Regions from separate parts of the Homo sapiens genome. Here region 2 is linked to region 1. The links are chromatin loops, found by intact Hi-C in ENCODE. Cell type or tissue: Calu3. All regions are shown on one strand. Links, peaks and the distances in the headings refer to the core of each region. The heading gives the core; the rest is flanking DNA.

Region 1 (8,534 bases), core at 1,932-6,931:
CTATTGTAAATTCTACTTGAAAATAACTCCTTGAGAGTGAGGCTTGAGTGCTTTTGGTATCTAGCAAATCTCTTTGCTAAATGCCTTCATTTTGATGTTTTAATAATATATGTTTGTTGATTATAGGATGACAGTGATAGGTACAATTTCCATTTATCTGTTTATATTTGAGAATTTAATGATTTATTTCTCTTTATAGCCATTATTAGGAGGTATCTGAGGGACTCAAGAGCACAGAAGGCAGGGCAGAATATTTTCCTGTACTCTGAGTGCTGGAAATGGCTCTGCATAGACTGCTTTAAAATGCAATTACCGACCTTGAATTGACCTCTAACCGCCTTTTTCTGTCCTACCCTTCTCCATCAATCAATTGTTGAGAGGATTTGGGTATTTCCCATTAAGCGTCTGCATTTTTAGACTTACCTGTTCTAACTTGAACATTTATTGTGATGAATCTCATGACTTTCTGCTTGTTACTTCCTTGAAATAAGTCTTCTTTTTATATATTCACTTTGCTGACTTTTATAGAAAACAATAATCCATTTGTGGAAATGATTAATTCAGGTGTGATTAGATTCCATGAGAGCTGGAAACTACTCAAGTCAGAACACAACAGGGAGAACGCCTCCTGGCACTAACAAATATCTGTGCTTCTCATTTGACTGAACCTTATCTAGACCTGATTGCCTTTATTACTAAAATAATGCATGTATTCCTTAAGCATTTTTATTTGTGGTTAGAGTTATTCATTGTTTTCATTTTTTAAACTTGGCATGAAGTCTGGCAGAAGCTGGTTCTGGCTTCCACACTTATTTTTTTGATGATGAAACCACTTAAAAAGTCTAACAGTAATAACAACAGCAACAACTACTACAACAGAAAGCAGTCAGGACGAGACCAGGGAAGGAGTGGTAGATGAGAAAGGTTATGAAGCATTCATGAGTTTATGATGACCCCTTTGCAATTGAATCCTATTGTTAATGACTAAGAACGAGCCCTTTGCCTTCTTCTCTGGACCTGTTTGTCACACAAGCTGGAAAAGAGAAGAGGTAACAATAGAGCAGTACAGACCAAAGAAGCGGAAACAATTATTAAAAGGTAGCAGGACTCTTTCATGAGGTAGCAAATACCACTTCTTTGCTATACTCTATATGTTAGCTTCTATGAAAAGGGCTTCCTATATGTAGACTATAGTCATATTTTAGTCAAAAAGAAAGAATTTTAGGTGTTTCTGAAACTCTTAGCAGTTTTACATACAGATGCTATATGCAAAATATATATATATATCAATGCATTTTTAATTTTAAAATTATTATACTTTTAATTGTTTAAAGCAGGCTATTATGCTCTAAATGTAAGAGCAATGCTCAAAAAATGTCGAGAGTAACCATGTTAGATTTATAGTGTTTACTATTCCACATGTATACCTTATTATATCTAGAATAAATAGAGGTTTAAGAGCTGATTATTGGATAGCTCCTTAAAGGTAGGAAGGTCACATGTTCCTCAGAAAATTGTCATTCATTGCTAAACATAGGATTAGAAAGATTAGAGAGATTTGTTTGTTTATTTGCTTTTTTGTTTGGTTTTGGCCAAAGGAAAATATGTAACTAACATGCACATTGTGCACATGTACCCTAAAACTTAAAGTATAATAAAAAAAAACTGCAAAAAAAAAAAAAAAGGAAAATAACATTAAACAGAAAACAAATGTTTTGCATGAGGTTTTAAGAAGTGAAATTTCTCTGCCAGGTGCGGTGGCTCAGGCCTGTAATCCCGGCACTTTGGGAGGCTGAGCCAGGCGGATCACCTGAGGTCAGGAGTTCAAGACCAGCCTGGCCAACATGGTGAAACTCTGTCTCTACTAAAAATACAAAAATTAGCTGGGTGTGGTGGCAGGCACCTGTAATCCCAGCTACTTGGGAGGCTGAGGCAGGAGAATTGCTTGAACCTGGGAGCTGGAGGTTGCAGAGATCTTGCCACTGCACTCCGCCCTGGGCACCAGAGCAAAAGTCCATCTCAAAAAAAAAAAGAAGTGAATGGCTCCACCATTTACCCTTTGAAAGATTCTTTTGTTGAAAAACTGCATAGAAAGAATAAATTATGAGAATATAATGATTTATAAACATTTCAATATGAACTGTTATAGGAGACTTGCGAAAGGTATGAGTTTTTTTTTTTTTTTAAATCCAAGAAACTGGTGTGTAGGAATGGTCTGCAGAGGCATGCTGAGATAATACAGTGTTAGTCATTAAATACAAAGCATTACTAGCCATCAATTTTTAATTCATTCTCAATATTTATAGTAAAATTATGGTTTATTATATTTAAAATGGTCTGCAAGTGAAAAAAAGTTTTCCTGTGTAAAATTCTTTAACACTCTTTGCTTACACACATTATTGTCTTTCATTTCTACCTCCTATTTCCTGGTAAACTATAAAAGATATATCAAAGAAAATCCCTTAGACATATTACATGTGTTTAGAAGACTTAAATTAAGTAGGCTTTATGTGCTAATATTTATAATTATTTAAAATGTCATAATCATATTAAATCAAGGTATTTATATGTGTGTGTATGTGTGTATATACATATGAGTAATTTCCCGAAATTTTAACTTGTCATTACACAGAGAACATCACTGTGACTTACTGTTTTGATGTGTAGGGTTTAAAAATGCATTAAAAGTCTAGGGACTATTTCAAAGTAATATTCTACTTTGATCCTATCAGTCCTTAGTGTCATTTAATTTAGTTTGGACAGAAACAACACTTGTCATGTTTTAGAACTCATGGATTTTTGCTGTTTACTATCTTTACTGCAGTCATTTTGTATATTAAAAATGTTTAGAATTCAGTTTAGAATTCAGGTTTCTTTGGGGTGAAAGTGCGAAACAAAAGACCAACTCATCTAAGTGACACCTGTTATAATTGAGCAAGGCCTAATCTCACTGAGGTCCTCAGAAATGGACCAACTATACTCTTGCCTGACTGACTCCTCATCCAAATCTATCAAGTTAAAAGTTGTCATAGATAAAAAAGAAAATAGTCCTTAGAAACTCTGTCTTCTATTCCATAAAATGTCTCGATACTACTTAGCACTTATACTTGGTGATATCTCTCAATTTTTACGTGTCTTTTTAGGTTTGATAGTAACAAATGAACCTCTTTTTCAAACCGGTACATTTTGTTAAGTACAGTAGGATTTCAGCAAGGGTCTCTAAGGGACTCAAAATACTAACGTGGTGACATGATCAAGGAGTAGTTTCAGATGTACTTTATTCAACTGTTTATTGGATTGATTTTATCCTTCAGCTAGAGACCACTAAGATTTGTGTTTTTGCTTACATTTCTTTAGGTGATATTTTGTGATTACCACCTTATTAAAGTAACTCAGTAGATATTTGGTTATTGTTCAGGCTATAAAACCTAAAGAAATTTTTCTTTCATTAGTGGTATGTTTCTCCTTTCTTCCTGTGAATACACAAATGGCAAAGGCCAGAGTGTGAAGTATGTGCTTCATGCAGTATTTGGATCAAGAATATTCTCTTTTTCCAAGCAGATGGATTTTAATGTTTGTTTGTTTTTGAAGTATCACCTTTTGTTAGTTATTTTATGATTTTCAAATATCTAGTGACAATTCATCTAATTTTCCCACATTGGCCTATACCACTGAACGTGTAAAATAAAAAGAAATTCATCAATCATTGTTCCATTAAGTTTCTCCATGAGAAAAGTTCCTTTAAAAGATTTTAATGGCTGGTGTGGATCAGATCAGTAGACACTGTTCTTTGACACTCATTCTACGTCTCATAGGTGTCCATGCAGCCTATCTGGGCATTTTATCTGGATATACTTTTACATAATTGGGCCTCACTAGATTTTTATCAAAGGTAATTTATATCATAATGTTCCTCAGACAGGTCAACGAAATTCCTTAGTACAAATAATTCTAGGATGTACTAACTTTTGTGTGTCTAGAGGATCAGTTTTTACCTATGAAACAAATGTAGTTATCCGGATGTCTATTAGGAGTCTCTTTGTCTCTCTCTGTTTCTGTCTCTCCCTCTCTCTCACTCTTTCCTGGCCTGAATGAACCTTGTAATAAAAAATAGTAAATGTATTTCACACATTAGATACTAGAAATTTTACAAGGATATAATGAGAAAATTATTTTAATAATGAGTTGTCTTGAAATTCCTTATGGTTTCCTTGCAATTATAAAGTGTTAGCCTAGACATATACTAGAAAGATAAGGTTCTTTTCCACAATTATATGTGTTTAATTTGTATTTAATAGTATGCTGAATTAATTTTCTATATTTAGTACCCCCCAAATGGTATTGAGATTTAATTGTAGAAGTTTTAGAAACAAATATCTAAATGGGACTTGTTTTAATTGCTCTGAAGTTCTTTTTACCTGGAATCTCCACATATAGTTTGATTGCATGATCATGATTTCAATAAAAAATTTTTATTATTAAAATTAAATATTGTAATAAAATATTTACTAAAAATTAAAAAAATTTATGTTAAAATAGTTTTTAATAGCTTTAGTTTTATTAAAAATTAAAAATAAAACTGAATTTCAGCTTCAAAATTATAATATCACAGCATCTGTAGTTGCATTACAGTAATACTAGGTACTTCCTAAGCAATTTAGAATTAATATGTTTCACTAAATTCTTACAACAAAGTAACAAGATAAATAGAGGGCAGCAGCTTTGTTTGCATTACAAATGTTCTTTCTTGGTAATTGAAGCTGCAAAAAGCTAAATATCAAGCATAATGTATGTTTCTCCTCCAATGCAGGATTTTGTTCTATTCATATTGCCATTTATCTTTGTTTACATTTCTATCTTCTCTACAAGGCAGTAGGCTCTTAAAGGCAGAAAATATTATCTCTCTTTTCTTAACATCTAGCACAGTATTTGGTACATTGAATGTACTCAATAAGGTTTTCTGAGAATGATTCATAAGCTAGGAAAATATTTGCTCCACATTATATTATGATGGCTGTTAGTTTAACCATAATTTTAATGGGCTGTAATTTTAACTAATTTATGAGATATTCAAAAGTTTGGGTAAACTGACATCTCTAATTTTTTAATATTGTATATTATCTTATATACTATAGGTGAGAATGGCATTATTCCTGCCTTCTTGTAATATTTCCAGCTATCACTAGATGGCAGGGAGGCTGTCCGCAGGGACATAAAATTGGAACCTTAACAATTGTCCAAGTGAGTAGCAATAAAGATCAGAAATAGCATGGTGGAGATGAAATTTTGAAGGTAATAGACTAGTAAAACAGACAGAGGGAAGGGAGAGGGAGACAGAGAGAGACAGAGAGACAGAAAGAGAAACCATTTTGCAACTGATTTGATGTTGAAGGTAAAAGGAAGGAAGGAGTCAAGCAATTATGGATTCCCAAGTCTGGATAATGGAAAATTATAATGTCCTGATCAGGGAAAGCAGAGAATGGCTACATAGATAAGAGCTGATTCATTAGTTTGAATAAGTTTGACTGTGAGGCATCAGCAAGTGGAAACATGTATAGATACAGAGGAATACTGGAAGCTTTGGCATTCAGGAGATATAAGATCTGGATATCATATCTGAGACTTATAAAATGCTGTAGCTGAACGAAACTGGTACAAATCTTAATTTGGTAGCTGAATAAGGTGACTCCCAGAAAAATGAGGTAATATGGCCAAGGTCTCAGAGATAATGGCAAAGTCAAGACTGGAATCATTATCTCTTTTCTCAATTCATTTTTCCCCAATTTCTTACATACAATTGAAGACATAGGAATGTAAATACAAAACTTTTGGTGACGAGTGTGGTAAAAGAAGGGGCCATAGGACTAATTCATCCTATTTTAGATGCAAAAGGAAGAAAAATAACATGAGAAATTTTGGATAATATTATTTTTTAAATAAAAAAGGACTTTTTTATTCTAATTTTGTTAGGTTTTGGCAGTTGTATAAAGTGTTATCTTTAAGTAGTCAAGTTTTTATTCTAAAATATGTGTTCTTCATAAAATACTTAAGTGGTTTTCATGTTGAAATTCTCATACATGCATACATCTCACACATTTTCTCATACATTTTTCTTATGAAGCATTGTTGCTAGAAATAACAACAGAATCACAACAACAAAATCATTATCATGTAACTATTATAAGAATCTAGGGAGCAATGATAAATAATTGTTTTTTAGAAAATGTTTCTTCAATTTACATTAAGCTATTATTTTAACAAACAAAATATAAATTAAACTTAAAATAAGAAATTTGAATAACATAACCTGTTTGAATCACATATTCAGCAGAGAATAAGTGAATTATCTTCCATGTAAAAAATATTCAATGTTTTATAGCTCTCCTCCTACATTTCAGATAGATCTTAAGCAGAATTGTACTCTAAAGTCAGATATATGTAATTATTGATGAGGTTCTTTGAAGAGTATTTTCTTTAATCATTCATCTTCCAACAACATGACCAAATAAAGATCAGTATATTGTTTGTGTATTTATTTGAAAGTTCATTCAAAAGGAGAAAAAATATATATCCTTCTAACTTTTGTTCTTCCCCACTCTCACCCACGGAAAGCTTCTTTTCATTAGTAGTAATGGAAAGATTCATGATGTATTATTAGTGACAGCATTTGATTATTGTCTAATTAAAAAGCACTGTGCTCCCATCTGCCTGACTGGAGAGGGAATGACAGAGAAAGAGAGGGTGAGGGAGAAGAACAGAGATATTGAGATTAAAATAATGAATAGGTGTTGTGAAATGTGGCAATGTTTTATTACTTGAAGAGTGAGCCACTTAGAAGCAGTTACCAAATCTCTTTCCAAACTGATAGATGATTTCAAGTGCAATGAATACATTCATTTTAATGTTTAAAAGGTCTCTCAATCTAACAACCATTATATGGAAAGAAAATAGTACCGCATATAAGAAGATATAACTATTGTCACATTTAAGAAATACTTTAAAACAGTTTTAGTAGTTTCATGAAATATCTAGAAAACACATATTCATAGAGGCAGAAAGTAGATTAGAGGTGACAAAGGGCTGGGAGAAGAGAGGAATAGGGAGTTACTGCCTAAAGGTCACAAAGTCTGTGTTTAGGGTGATGGAAAAGATTTGAAAACAGATAGTGGTGAGGGCTGCACAACAGTGTGAATATAATTAACACCATTGAATTATACACTTAAACTGGTTAAAATGGCATATTTCATGTTACATGTATTTTATCACAATAAAAACTTTTCAAATCCAAAAAAAAAAATAGAAAAAGAAAATTAAATTAAAACATAAATATCAGCAATAATGATACTTACATTTGTCCACTGGAGTCATTTAAGAGATGAGTAGAATGGTGATAAATAATATTAGACTTTATTAAAGAAGTTGAGTTTGAGCAATTAATAAGGAAGTAGACAGAAAGCTGGAGCTCCATGTTGAAATGGCTGAGTCCACAACAACTCCAAAATCCTGTTTTCTGGTCTCATTCCATCATCATTTATTTGGATCAGTTTCTGTTGTCACTGTTTAGTGTGTGTTTTAGTTGTCCATTTCTGTGTAACAAATTACTGTGTAAAAATACCACAAAATGCTGGGTGCAGTGGCTCACGCCTGTAATCCCAGCACTCTGGGAGGCCGAGGCGGGCGGATCACAAGGTCAGGAGATGGAGACTATCCTGGCTAACATGGTGAAACCCCGTCTCTACTAAAAATACAAAAAAATTAGCCGGACACGGTGGCAGCACCTGTAGTCGCAGCTACTCGGGAGGCTGAGGCAGGAGAATGGCGTGAACCCGGGAGGCAGAGCTTGCACTGAGCTGAGATCACGCCACTGCACTCTAGCCTGGGTGACAGAGCGAGACTTGGTCTCCAAAAAAAAAAAAAAAACCACAAAACGTAGAAGAGCAAGCATTTATTACTTTCCCCAGTTATTGAGAATCAAGAATGTCGGAAGAAGGTTGTTCTTGCTCTAGGTCCCTCGTGAGGTTGCAGTCAAGCTGTTGGTCTTGGCTGTAGTCTCTGAAAATTACTTGGAGCTAGAGGTTCTACTTCCAGACTCACTGACATTACTGTTGGCACAAGGCTTCATTCCTCACCACATGGGATTCTCTGTAGAGTTTTTTCCAATATGGCTTTTCCCAGAGAGAGAAATTGAAGTGAGAGAGCACGTGCATGAGAGAGTGTGAGCCCAAGATGGAAGCCACAGTCTTTCTATAACCTAATCTCAGAAGTGATATCCCATCATATCTTCTATAACCAATTCTTAGAAGTGAGTCATTAAGTTCAGTCCACACTCAAGAAGGCAATCAAGCTTCACCTCTTGAGGGAAGAAGTATCAAAGAATTGGTCAGCATATCTTTAAAACCACCACAGGGCTCGAAGGTGTACTTTTCCCTCCTCCCTCATGGGTTCTTTTCACTTCCATTATTGTTTTATATCATCAGTCTTTGTGTGTGTGTGTGTGTGTGTGTGTGTGGGCGGGGGGGTGGGGTGGGGGAGGT
Region 2 (8,534 bases), core at 1,614-6,613, 260 kb after region 1:
TCTCCAAATTTTCTGTATCTTATATATCTCTTCTATTGCATTTCAGAACCCCTTCTTTCCTTTCTCATTTGATGTTAATTTATAATTATTAAGATTGACAAATGACATTTTTTCAATTTATATAGCAATTTTTTATTTTATTGGGAATGATATAGATTAAATTATATTTACACATCCGTAATTGTTACTTTTTCCTTTTGAAATTTCATAAGTTGCCTATCAGCTTTAATCAAGCTGCTTCCAAGCTGAAGTAGAGTGACAGAAGTGTTATAAAGGTAGAATAAAATTTTTTGTTCTTATCTTGAAAGTAACATTTATAGAAAAACAGTTGTTTATAAATTATCAATTAATTTCATCTTCCATTATCTACATTACTGATCCCATATAGTGGAAATTAATTGTATTGGCATAACAATAGAAAAACTGAAGATTATCACTTTCATTCAAATTTGAGGAAAAATGGAAAGCTTCTTACGAAATACTTGATCCTCAATTTCAAGTATATAATTTGATGAGTTTCAAAATATTTAATGCCAAAAGGATATTTGCAAACGTGCTTATCATTTATGAAAAATATGATCTGAATTACTTTTATTAGGTCATCATTTTTACATACATTTGCTGATATTATTTTTAGTGCAAATAATGTCACAGAACCTCTTCAAGGTGTTGGTGATACTACAGCAAACAAAATAGACAAATATTACTGTCTTCATGAATCTCTCATGCTAGTAATATTTATTGAATAATCAATTTAAAGGTATCTGGAAAAAATTATGAAGAGTCAGAAAAGTGAGTTTTGTCTATCTTCAACTGAGAGGAAAAAGAAAAATGCAATTGGTCACTGATTTACATTTAGGTGCAACCAAACATCATCATGTTTAAAAATATCTGGAAAATATAATTAATTATAATTTATTTGTTCTGCCTCTGGTTCTATCATAACCTGTACAATCCACTGCAATATAACCATCTATATATAGACAGAAAGTATTTTTTAAGGATCTATTTGGAGAAAGATTGATGAAATGATTGTTATAGATTAATAGATCATTAATATAATCTGTTTGGAGAAAGATTAATGACATTAGCTAGAGAGGTTAGGTCTCATGAGACCAGACGTGCATTTATCAAATAACTGTCCAAACTTCCTCTTTACTTCGTGGCCATTGACCAAATTGGAATAATATGAAAACAAACTGGAAATGTGCTCAACCTTTTTCATTTGGGCAAAATTTAATGAATTTTCAAAATGTTCGGATTCCATTTAAGGACAGCATTCTTGTTATCTAAGCAGTCGTGATGTAAGTTCTCACAGTTTCAGGATTATGTAAGAACTTTTTTCAAAATGACTATTTTTAGAATGACTTTTTACTCAAACAAACCTGCATGTTTTACAGTAGTCTTTATTCCTGCTTGAGTTTTTTTTTTCTCCAATTGTCAGTTGGAAATACCTATCTGACAGCCTAATGCAAGTGTAGTGCAAGCAAACAGCAAGAAAGAAAATGCTTCTGCTTCAAAAGAGAATAAAAGGAAGATTGAAAAATTAAAAATCGCCCATGAAAATTTGATGTAGCTCAAAATTGAATGTTTTTTCTTTCACATATGATCCCCCATGCTATTAATCTTTTAAAGATAAAGATCATTATTGTATTTGCATTTTATAGCACCAAACCGGAACTCAGCACTGGATACATTCTTTTTTCATTCTATTTATTCGAACATAGCTGGAATTACGGCCTGAATTTATTAAAGACAAAATGAATTTACTTTCTTAATTTTCATCTATGATAATGTCTTAGTCAAACTTTCTTTCATTATTTACTATACAATTTTAATTCTCACTTAAACTATATTTTAAGTGGTTTCTTCCAAAATCACTTCTGAACTAAAAACCCCTCAAAAAAAGGAAGACCTACTTAAAAGGCAACATTATGATTTCCTTTTAAAAGCAAGGATTATAGTATACGGAGCCAACATGTATTTTTTCATGTAAGAAAAAATTCCTCTATACCGTGCTATTAGTTAAGCTAACTTCATTTTCATTTGTTACATTGTTTTATACGATTACTTCTGTTTCCTGAAGTGATCATTGATCTTATTATCTATAAAGCCAGATAATGAATCATTATAAACAAACTAAATTGTTCATTAAGATGTCATTAAGAATTCAGTCATAAGGCCAATGTGCATGGAGAGAGAAAACTGTGAATATACGAGATTTACCATCTTTCTGGAACACAGCAAATGGAGGCAACCCGTCTTCATCTTCTTCTCTAAAAGGAGCTACTATGTGAATATGACATATCTTAAGGGAAATATTTTTATTTTTATAAGAAAAAAGCCTGCAACATTCCATTTCTCATGACTTGTCATACCTTTATAATAGATATATTGTTTACATATATATATAAAATATATCTGTAATGACTAATAGTCATCTAATAATTTGTCATTTAAAAAAGAAATTGTCAATGACATCCTTCCTTCAACTTCCATGCCTAACGACTTACAAATGACTGATAGAGATATCAGAGTTTCAACACCTGTATTTGTGAAAACTTGTGATTTGGTGGTGTGTGAAAACTACAAATAGCTCTATTGAAGCTAGCCCATTTTTCTAGTGTCCAGTTTGCTTTAGATTTTCCCAAATAGATAATAATTATACTGAAGTAGATTTGGAAAAAAATTAAACTTCTAAATTACTTTTAAGATGCAGTACCTCTTCTTAAACTAGAACCCCTGAACTGTAATAGAAAACATACATGAAGTGTGATTGTACATAATTCAAGGGAAAACATTCCAAATAATGCTGGCACAATGACACTTAAAACCTGAAATTTTCAGGTCCACGTTCAAAAGAAAATTAAAACATGAGATAAAACTGCAAAATCCCTTTAGTAAAAATATCAAAAAACAAAAACAGTAACAGCAATAACAACAGGTAGATGACAGAGACAGGAGGAGGGAAGAAGGAAAGGAAAGAGGGATGGACAGAGAAAGAAACAAAGAAAGAGAGGAGAAAGGTACCTGAAGTAAATACTAGCTAAATTAAAGCTAGCTACAGGGGGTAAAAATTCCCAAATACTTGATTTCTAAAACTGCTAGGTAGTTATTTCCGTTCCATCATTAAGTATTGGAATAAACAAAATTATTGATTGCTTTTTATTTCGGTTAATCTTAAAATTTTAGAGACTGTATCTAGGAAGATATTTACTACTGTATTAACCAAGTAATTTGGGAAAGTACAAGCTACCTACATAATAAATTACTCCTCAGAATATTTGGAAATAGCTCTGTGCTGGACCAAAGATATAAAACCAATAATGGAACATCATAGACAGCAACCTATTTACATTCCAAACACTAATTTTTTGGAATTTAGTAGGATAGGCAGAGACCTTGCCTTTTAAATTTCAGATAACTGGATGTGATATAAAAGTAGTAAAAGTGAAGTCTACAATTTAATCCGTGCTCTCAGAGCAAAGTGCTGCCATCATGTGGTAAGTACAGTGATAGCTTTGCATATTTAAGTACTGTGTGGTAGAGGGAAGAAAAGCCAACAGAGCAAACTAATTGAAGACAGATGTGCAGTCAAAGAGACACTACCGATTTAATTAAGGTTAGCCACAATGGAGTAATAAAACACAATGATGTTGAACCATCTAACAGCCAAAGAAAGTGAAATGGTCAAAGAATAATTTAAAACAGATTGAATTGCATCACAGAAGGTAACATTTGTTTACCTGAAATGCCCCCTCAATTAATTGAGTTACAAAAATGATTCAACGTTCTAAGATTTATTCTTTTAGGGCACAGGACCCTTTCTATGAGTGAGCTGATTCTATCATATATTTATAGCATCCACTCTTTCCTTTACTTGGTACTTAGTAATACACTTAAGATTTCAAAAAGAAAGTAGACACAAAAATGTAATTCATAAAAAATGGCCCCAAAGATGTATCTTATTACTAAGAAAAGCCTCTCAATGTTTATATAAACTTTTTTCATATGTAATACACAGGTGTGTAATACATTCACACATAGTAGGTCCTTGGTTTCTGAAACTCTAATTAAAAGAGTTGGAAGAATAAAGCAGAAGTTGAATATTTCTAAATTTTTGATTTTGAAATTATAAAATTATGGAAGATTATACTTAGTGTGTTTAAAATATTATTTCCCTCAATAACATAAAAAATAGAGATATATTACACTTAAATATAACCCAGAGCTCTCCAACTACCTACATACAAACATGGGATCAGGACAAGTTCTAGAGTCTGTAATAGTGCTGGCTCCCACAGAATGTTACTCTACATATTATTTTCTTTTGTCACTTTCATTTTAAATATATATGTAATATTTGTGATTATGAACTTTTTGAAATTCATAAGCTTATAATCTCTGATGGTTAGTGTATTCTCATTAAATATTTCCTTCAATCAAACCAGTGTTTTGGGAGATTGGGGTTAAAAAATATAGTTGAATGATCACCTTTTTCTATACAGTATGACAGAGTAAAGTTATCTCTGATTTTAAAAGCTAAAAAAAATGACTCCCTAAAGTTTCTTTGACAAAGAACATGGAAAAAAAGCTTCCATATCAAGTGGACTTCTTGTTGAGAAATTTATGATTTGTATAAAACACAAAGCTTGATTTAAAAAGTGAAATTATCTACTAAATCATTCAGATGTTTTGATTGGTTAAAGGAAAGAAGTATTAATGTATTATTATTATTATTACTTATTCATTAAATATTGTTCAAACATGGTTCCGGGACAAGCTTTTAAGGAAGTTACCAAGGAGAAAACATAGGCTTTGCTTCCAATAACGACAGAGTATGTGCTACAAGAGTCCAGACATAGGAGAGGTCACTTCTGAATGGGAGAATGAGGAAAAATGCATGAAGCAGGTGATTTCTGAGCTAGGCCTTTACAGATAACTTTAATTTAGATACAAGAAAGTGATGGGATAAAAGAGAGCTTAGTAAAGTTGGAAAGAAAAAAGCCAAACCAAAGGGAGCCAGAGTGAATGGACTGAGAGGGCTTCCATGTAAAGTGTTTGAAGGAGAATTACAAGAGATATATTTGGAAAGACCAGACCAATAAAAAACTCTTTTGAGAGGCAAAATAAAGAATGTGGTGGAAATTATTAGATGTCTTGAAATTACCTAAGATCCAGCCTCAGATAATAAAGTCCTAAATACACTTTATTTGTTAAAAAAAAGTTTGCCTTTATGCAGATTTAGCTCAATTTAATAGAATTGATGTTTTATTTCTTGAAGTCTGTTTCAAGAGAAAGAAATGAGTAAATACATGTTTCAAGTATCTGGAAAAGATATATTAAAATACGGATTCTTAGAACCAGCTTATCAAAACCTCTCCATTTTTTGTTTTATCACATTTTATGATATGCAGATACAGCCCAGCAAGAAGAAAAGATCTGTTGTGTGTTTTAATTTAATTCATTTTTCAGAAACTAACCAAATGTGAGGCTATATATCTCTGCACTACACTTAGATACCAAGTTAAGAATACAGAATTTAATCCAGCACCGGATGTTTTGTTGTGATAACTCCAAATAACTAGATTCATTTGAATTATTCACCTAATTTCTAACTGCCTAAAATTTCCATAGACAGAACCTTAGATGTAATCATGTTTTGCAGAGATGTTAGACTGATTCCATCATAGGTAAATGTCCCCTGGATTTGGTTTTCTTTTTTAATATTTCTTATAAAATGTTATTTGTTTGCATTTAAAATATTGACAACACTTGCACAGGCTTTCAAAATGAGAATTCTATTCAAAGAGATTGGCAAGATGGAAAAAAAACCTGTCTTTTCTTAAATTTATTTCTAGCTTTGTTTCTTTCTTCTTATTATGCTATTTTATATTCTGTACACATTTCTCAACTTTTCCAGAAGAGGAATAGAACTAAAAATCGCATCAGGTAAAACCAAAGTTGACAAAACAAAGGATGGACGATTTTGAAACATAGATAATAAATCATTTTTATAATGTAGCTATTTTTGTTCATTGTGAGTTTGCTCTTGAATTAAAATTATTTTAATTTAATAAATATAAATTGATTGAATATTAGTGTCTAATAATTAAGGTTTATCTTTGAAAATAGTAAATTGTGATTTTCCAATTGATGAAATTAATGTCTTCCATTCAATGTCATACTAAAAATTATGAATTGGATTATAGAATCCCATCAAAAAGTATGACAGCTTTCTTTTGTTTATAATCAATTGACTAATCTGACTCATTATGTAGGTTATGCATTTTAATCTACTTTATACATGTCCATCATTTTACATCCTACTCACATTACCTTTACATTTTTAAAATTATTCTTTTAAGAAGTTTTTTTTAACACTAACTACACCATCTGGGTTTCTTCTACATAAAATAAAGAAAATATTCAGAAACATAACTATTCTGTTTCCACAAATCCAGTCCTGTGGGTTACTAGCAATTCCTTGATGACTGGTTGTTTAACAGCATTCAGTTCAATTAGTCAATTGTATATCAGATGTCTATAAGTTAGGAACACATTTTCCTAAATAGCCGTTTCTAACTTATACACATCTGATATACAATTGACTAACTATTAACAATTTCTTTCTTGTTCCCTATTCTCGGGAAGGGATCCTACTACCACTGGAATATATATAAAAATTCCTTGTGGCTTTAGAGAACCTGCTACCGACGAAATTGAAAAAGTGAAGAAATGGGGGAAAAGTTAAATCCTTTGCAAGACTTGATCCTAGCTACCCTGAGGGTGGATTTCCTGTCCTCAAATGGTTTCCCACACAATGTTTATGTGTTTCACTTCATGTGGTTATTATATTGGTTAAAATTCCACCAGATTAAGAATAATTGTGTTTTTATACATATCCTTAAGAAATATGTAGATATCTTAGGATCGTGAAATGATTATCAACTGTTCACCCATTAGTATAACTCTATCCAACTGGCTAATAAACTCCTAATGGGATAGGGACGCATTTATGAAGAAAAAAGACTCTAAGTAGAACTGTAGGTTTGAACACATCTAGATTTAGAAGAGAATAGAGTTAAATTCATTGTCAAAGACTATTTAAGCTCAAAGACAGTAAGAAACAGCTGTTGACAGTAAAGCCCTTGAGAAGAGTGGGGATACCTTGAGAAGAGAATAGAGTTAAATTCATTGTCAAAGACTATTTAAGCTCAAAGACAGTAAGAAACAGCTGTTGACAGTAAAGCCCTTGAGAAGAGTGGGGATACCTTGAGAAGAGAATAGAGTTAAATTCATTGTCAAAGACTATTTAAGCTCAAAGACAGTAAGAAACAGCTGTTGACAGTAAAGCCCTTGAGAAGAGTGGGGATACCTTGAGAAGAGAATAGAGTTAAATTCATTGTCAAAGACTATTTAAGCTCAAAGACAGTAAGAAACAGCTGTTGACAGTAAAGCCCATGAGAAGAGTGGTGATGTGGCAAATAATATCACAAGAGGAAGAAGAGTAAGTTACTGGGCTCCTACATATCTCACTCCTCATAATCACAATTTTATGAGGTAGGCATTACTGACTCCCATTGTTTTCAAATGAGAAAAGCAGTGTACAGTTGCTAAAGAGTGGGTTGGGAGTCAAAACCAGATCGGTGTGACCGAAAAGTTCACTCTCTCTGGCGGAAGACAAATATCAACGATTTCAAAAACTTACTAGAGAAACTTCTCCCCAGCAAAATCAGGGAAACACTTGCCTTATCTTCCTTCTTTTTGCATCAAAATTTCTTCTCAAATCTGACAACAATATTAGTACTATACCCCTACTGCATAATTTATTGCACAAATTTGTAATGTCTGTATGGGAATATGGATTCTTATATTCAAATATCAAACTTAGGAAATTCTTGAGACAAGTCTCAATGATAAACTAGGAAATGCCTGAAAAGAAACAAATATCTTTAAATTTTAAAACCTTGCTGGAGATAGTAGGCAGAGGTACATACAAACAAACAGAATTTTCAATCACTTCTTAAAATTCTATTTTGCATTTTTGTTTCTAAGGAGAAAAACAGATTATAGTCTAGTAATAGGAAAAAAATAAGCAATTTTCTTTATCTTGCCATTTCTATCTACCCAAGTCTTTCTAAATTCTTTTCTCCATGAAATAGCCAAAATTCTTTTTATTTACCATATCATTTTTGCAATACTGTACAAAGAAACCACAAAAATAATAATAGTAGCATAGTTACATACTATTTAACTTGGTCTAAAAATTAAATGTGTTTTTCCCTAAAGGTGATTGCTTTTCCTTGATGTCCAATAAAAACAGTAAAATAATTTATTGTTGCCACCATTCATTATCAGTAAAGGAAACGAAAAGGCGGGTTGAAAAATGTAGAGTTCTTCAGTAGCTGTTTCTTGTCACATGTAAATTAAGAAGATGTATAATGATGCATTTGTAGATCAATGTCAGCTTCATTTATTGACTGTGGTGTTGAATCTTCCCACACCATGCAGCAAAGCCTCCCAATCACCGG

Evidence for each region. Hi-C counts contacts between places; a loop is a spot of excess contacts. Peaks named below come from ENCODE experiments on the same cell type or tissue, not always from the same donor. Only the 100,000 strongest peaks of a DNase experiment are listed, where the experiment ranks them.
Region 2: it touches region 1 in a loop (10-fold over the local background); 11 of 110 quality-filtered maps call a loop at or near these places.

The regions. Positions count from the first base shown.
Region 1 is chr7:83,069,775-83,078,308 of GRCh38, reverse strand. All of the region lies in intron 3 of PCLO (piccolo presynaptic cytomatrix protein), which reads left to right. Among named protein-coding and RNA genes, the nearest start is that of PCLO, 89 kb to the left of the region's middle. In Calu3, for the core only: no CTCF peak of the experiment used is centred there; no DNase peak of the experiment used is centred there.
Region 2 is chr7:82,805,810-82,814,343 of GRCh38, reverse strand. It overlaps PCLO (piccolo presynaptic cytomatrix protein), which reads left to right. Exons shown (of 25, transcript NM_033026.6): 21 at 8,515-8,534. Among named protein-coding and RNA genes, the nearest start is that of PCLO, 350 kb to the left of the region's middle. RefSeq lists an enhancer at 7,991-8,534. In Calu3, for the core only: a CTCF peak has its summit at 3,488 (motif pointing left); no DNase peak of the experiment used is centred there.